2 separate regions of the Homo sapiens genome follow, and region 2 is linked to region 1. A link is a loop called in an ENCODE intact Hi-C map of the cell type or tissue named here. Cell type or tissue: GM12878. All regions are shown on one strand. Each heading gives the region's core, and the rest is flanking DNA. Links, peaks and the distances in the headings are about the cores only. Region 1 has its middle 37 kb from the start of LINC02382. Region 2 has its middle 6.6 kb from the start of LINC02512.

Region 1 (2,827 bases), core at 288-2,787:
TTTCAATTTACCTACGCTTACCTGAATCTTGCCATTACCCTTGACCTCATATTTCCCTCTGCTTTTTCCCCCTTTGCTACTGCCATCTAAAACAGAATTCCTCTTTCTGTACTTACTTTATACATCGTTGCATATCTTACCTAAAAACAGGCTGAATTGTGTTTGTCTCTTAGTCTTATATGTAAAAGGAGATGTAAAGCAAATTTGCTACTTTAAAATCTTTATTAAACCTTATAAAAGGTACTTTGTTAAATAAAAAATGTTCTTTACTTACATGTAAACTCTGTCTGAAGCTTTAAGAGCAATTTACTCCCTCTAATTTAAATTATCTAGGAAAGGCAGCTTGGTTCAATTCTACTGTCAAGTTCATTTTACCGGTTTGTAGGTATGTTGTTCATTTTACCAGTTTGTAGGTATGTTGCTCCAACTCAACATGTTCTATTCTCTCCAAAATAGAACATAGGTAGCATAAATAGCGTTATGTTTAATTAAGAGAAAGCATGTATGTGACACAATTACAAAAGGCAGTGATAAAATTGGAAAATAAAACTTAGCAACCCTAACTAGGAGTTCAGTACTGTTTTATCATAACAACAAAATCTCAAGTGAATATAATAAGAAAGCAGCAGAAAAACATCTCGAACCGAACACAAGAAATTACCAGCCATCTCTTTCTCTGTGACTATTACCAGCACCCAAGAGGCCTCTAATTTCCTTTTTCAGAGGTATGTCTGTTTCTTTACACTCATTTTTGTTTTTCTGGGGAAGGATCCATAGGTTTCATTAAATTTTCAATGAGTTTGTGGCCTTGTAAAGTTTAAGAACTATTCCTAAGGACCCCTGAAGGAACATAAATTCAAAGTCCAATTCTTCAGGTTTGAGGCAGAGTTTTCCCTGACTGTAAAGAAAAAGATTAATAAAATAAAATAAGCTATTCAAGTGTAAGGCAGAGGTTGTGTTTGCTTTGGTTGGAAATATGGTTTTTTGTGTATTTTGTCTGTTTGTTTTTAGAGATTGGTTCTCTCTATGTTGCCAGGCTGCATACAAACTCTTCTCCTACGTCAGCCTCCCAAGCAGCTGGGACCACAGGTGCACAGGTGCACACCACCACAACCAGCAGCTTTATAGTTTTGATCATGATATGCAAAAGCTCTCCAAACACTTGCCATATTGAGTACTTGCCTATTCCCTCTTATTCTTCCCTGTATTCCTTAAGTATGCTGAAAACTGTGTGGTCTTTGCCTTGGGTGAGCTCATCTTCACTTCAAACTCCAGTGCTTACTTTTATAAGCTGGTAGCCCTAAATCAGTATTTAGAGTTCTGATCCCTCTCTCAAACTCTAGGATGTTTTCATTATTTTGTTTTCCTTTGAGATTGCACTCACCCAAATTTAGCCTCTCTGTAGAGCTTCTGCAGCTACTCCCAACAGTGAAATTAGAGAGGTGCAAACTTACCACCGCCCAAGTGATGACTCCCAATCACTCAGGTCTCCCTACACACCTGTGACCAGAGTTCACCTGTACAGATGTTTGAGGACAGTGTTTTGGAATTACTAGAGCACTCGTATTTTTAAATTGCTCTAGAAATTCCTCTGTCAGCTGGTGTAGCATCTAAGTGGGGCGGGAGGGGGGCCCTTCCCTCTCTGTCCATTTTAAGCTGAATTGTGTTGAAGAAAAAAGCCAGAAGTAACCAGTGAGTCTAACTCTATGATGATGGATGAGTATATTCAATTCCGTTAGGTCATCTGCTTTCCTGTTTTGACTCAGTCCTCTTTGATCTTTTCCAATAGTTCACATTGTAAGCTATTTACACTAAAACAAACCTGTAACCACAATATCAAAGCAAACCAAGTTTGGTTTGTTAATAGGCTAGAAACAGTGAATAGTTTCATTATGTTTTAATGTAATGAAAAATGAATCACCGATCCCACCACACTAATATGAAATGAACTGAACAATCAAGAGAAAACTGCAAGGAAGACCAAACCAAACAACTATAGGAGGAAAATCAGGGGAAGAAAGCCAGTGAATAAAATGTCTTAAGGAGTAAGGAATTATCAACCTAGTCTAATGTTGTTGATAGGTCAACAAAGAAGAGGACTGAGGACTGGTCACTGGATTTAGTAATGTGTGAGTCACTGCTAACCTTAAAACCTGAATTTGCACAGAGAAGCCTAAAGGGAGAATTGGAGAGTAGAAAACAGTTAGAAACTGATGGTACAATCAACTCTCTGGAAGATTTTCATTATAGAAACAAAAAGAGAAATGAGTCAGTAACATTAAAAATACTTTCTTTTTTTAGATTTAATTTTGTATTGATGTATAATAGAAATTCATATCTTAAGGTACATGCAGTAATTTAATATGTTCATGTAATTCGTAAGGATCAAATCAGTGTGACTGGGATATCATCACCTTAAATATTTGTATTTTCTTTATGCTATAAAAAATAATAAAAATCTGTCATTTGCAGCAACATTGATGGAACTGCAAGTCATTATGTTAAGTGAAATAAGCAAAGGACACAAAGATTAATATCACATATTGTCACTTACATGTAGGTAGATTTCATTAAGACAGAGAGTAGATTGGTGGGTACCAGAGGCCAGGAACAACAGTGGGGCAGAGGGGATGAAAAGAGATTGATTAATGAGTACAAACATACAATATGATAGAAGACCTAAGACCTTGTGTATGATAAATCAGTAGGGTGACTATAGTTTATAATAATCTATTGTATATTTCAAAATAGCTAAAAAGGGTAATTAGAATGTCTCTAGAATAAAGAATACTTTCTTATCCCAGCACAATTTATTGAAGCTGGACCT
Region 2 (2,827 bases), core at 124-2,623, 370 kb after region 1:
ATCTGCTGGTTGAAGTCTTAAGACATCTTATTTGCAGTAATCCTTAGGCTTTAGTATTTTATTTAAATACAATGGAAATCTAAAGATTCTTACAATAATCAGAGTATATAACCTTTTGAAAATTTAAGATTTTCTCTAATCTTTTGTAGTCATCTTGCCCACACATAATTTGATTATTTTTATTACCTTTATTATAACCTTTCCAAAGACTTCAACTTAGTCTTCATAGAAATAAGACACTCTTTTATTCACAATGTCGTTAGTTTCTATAATATTTGCTTGTAATATATTATTACCAAAATAAATACAACTGTCATAAATAGGTTTGGGAACCAACAACTAATTCTTGGCAAGCAGGTGCCTCACTGCAGACTTAGTAAAAAATAATCTACTAGCTGTGAGCATTCAGCATGTCCTGGCCATAAATTAGAAAATGTTCCCTAGGGAATGGCAAGGTTTGATTTCAGTGAGTCAGTCTAACAGAGGTGCATTTAAAGAACGTCATTTATATTTGATGAGTGTTTTCATTTCATCATTTCACCTGACTCTCTTACTTGATTATAAACTCCATGAGGACTGAACTCCCTTAAGGAACTGACACTTAGTTATACACCTTACAAACCAAACAAAAACATCCGGACTAATTTTAGTAAAATGTACTTAAAAAGTGAAATTATCAGTAAGCCATTCAGGTAGTGTATCTACATGATTACAAAGCTTCAGTTTCCTCTTTTCAAAGTTATTTTACATCTCTGTTTTTAAACTACAAATGATGCTATGTTTAAATATGCTTTAAAATGTATGTAATAATAAGCTCAGACTGTAACTAAAATCAGATTGAATCAGATGTAGGTTTGTAAATGATCTGGAAACCTTTTAGGACCATTGCTAGGGGAACATTAAACCAGCAGAGCAGTGTTTAATGAGTGAGTCATCTCTTTATTTTTAAATTAACAATAACACACTAATAAGGTAAAAAAAAAAAGTGAAATGAAACTGCAGGGAAGCTGGTGATAAAATCATAAAGGTTTTATGGTGATAAAAATCATAAGAGGATTCACACAGAACAATCTACATAACGGTTTCTTCCTCTTTCTATGTAGCAAAGGAAAAAGGGGATAAAATGAATTTTCAGGAACATAGCAGAGACCTTCCAACACAACGAATGCTAAAATACCTGAGAAAGCTCTGCCCCTGCTAGCTAACACCTAGAAGAGTGAGTGAGCCACTTGTGTCTATAAGTGGAAAGCAGCTCCTGGCGATGGGTCCTGGAAAGACAGAAGCTAAAATCAAGACAGTTTCAGAATGAGTTTGCTCTGATCTAGATAGAAGTAGCATGACATAAATGAGAAACAGAGATGACTGGCAGAATTAGATGTTTTCTCACCAATTTTCAACCAGTGTTCACATTTCTTTAAATCTTGTATTTTAATTGCATCTCAAATTTTTTAAAGTTTATATCAGCATGAATTAATTTTTAACAGCTTTATTGAGGTATAATTAATATACAGAAAAACCATACTGCAAGTTTGATCAGTTTGGACCAATTCATGCAGCCAGAGATACCATCACTGAAATCAAGTTATTAAACATATCTATCACCTCCCAAAATGCCCTTGTATTCTTTTATGTTTTGTTTTTGTCATTGTCTTTTATGTTGTTTTTTTTGTGATAAGAACAGTCAACTTGAGATTTATCCTCTTAACAAATTACTGTGTCTAATACCATATTGTTACCTATAGTCACTGTGTTGTACAGAAGATTTCTAGAACTTATTCATCTTTCATAATTGAAATTTTATACCTGTTAAGCAACAATTCCCCATTCTTCCCCTCCTGACAACCTCTAGCAACCATCATCCTATTTTCAGCTTCTATGCGTTTAAGTATCTTAGATACATCATATAGGTGAAATAGATGAACCTAGAGGGAGTTATGCTAAGTAAAATAAGCCAGTCACAGAAGGACAGATATTGCATGATTCAACTTATATGAGATATCAATTAATTCTTTATTATTTTAGATACGAATTCTATTTTTGTAGCAAAAATCTGAGTAGAAATGTGGGCTCTCCTCTATATCACAATTGAGATTGTGGGCCTGACTCTTCAAAGCCAAATTGAGTGTTGACCATTATCCAGGCAAAAGATCATCCAGATTTCAGACAAAATCATGAAGGTGAGCAGCTTCTGGAGTTGCAAGTCAAGACAAAAACATGAAAGAACCATCAAATGGATCTTTTAGTGACTCATTAAAACTTTTACTTTCTATCCACATATTTGGAATTATCTTACAAGTCATATGATAGCAATAACAACTGTAGTGACAGAGGTTAAATGAGGCTATTAAAGAAAAGACAAATGGAACTCGTAATTAAATACTACCAATAAAAATCATATGATCATTTAAGCAACTTTAACATAAGACATGTAGTCAGCACTTCCAGTAATAGAAGAAACATTCTTTTTTTTTTTCGAGATGGAGGGTCGCACTGTTGCCCAGGCTGGAGTCCACGTGGAGTGCAGTGAGGCAATCTCGGCTCACTGCAAGCTCCGCCTCCTGGGTTCACGCCATTCTCCTGCCTCAGCCTCCCGAGTAGCTGGGACTACAGGCGCCCGCCACCACGCCCAGCTAATTTTTTGTATTTTTAGTAGAAATGGGGTTTCACCATGTAAGCCAGGATGGTGTCGACCTCCTGACCTCATGATCCGCCCGCCTCAGCCTCCCAAAGTGCTGGGATTACAGGCGTGAGCCACCGTGCCCCGGCCCGAAACATTCTTAAACAAGCTCTTGCCATGAACTTTCTTACAGAAGTGCAAAGAAACATC

The links. Hi-C counts contacts between places; a loop is a spot of excess contacts. Peaks named below come from ENCODE experiments on the same cell type or tissue, not always from the same donor. Only the 100,000 strongest peaks of a DNase experiment are listed, where the experiment ranks them.
Region 2: it touches region 1 in a loop (2.3-fold over the local background); 1 of 110 quality-filtered maps calls a loop at or near these places.

What each region holds. Positions count from the first base shown.
Region 1 is chr4:170,705,049-170,707,875 of GRCh38, reverse strand. No RefSeq gene overlaps it. Among named protein-coding and RNA genes, the nearest start is that of LINC02382, 37 kb to the left of the region's middle. In GM12878, for the core only: no CTCF peak of the experiment used is centred there; a DNase peak (open chromatin) is centred at 1,755.
Region 2 is chr4:170,334,805-170,337,631 of GRCh38, reverse strand. No RefSeq gene overlaps it. Among named protein-coding and RNA genes, the nearest start is that of LINC02512, 6.6 kb to the left of the region's middle. RefSeq lists an enhancer at 877-1,016. In GM12878, for the core only: no CTCF peak of the experiment used is centred there; a DNase peak (open chromatin) is centred at 1,271; H3K27ac peaks cover 1,266 bases.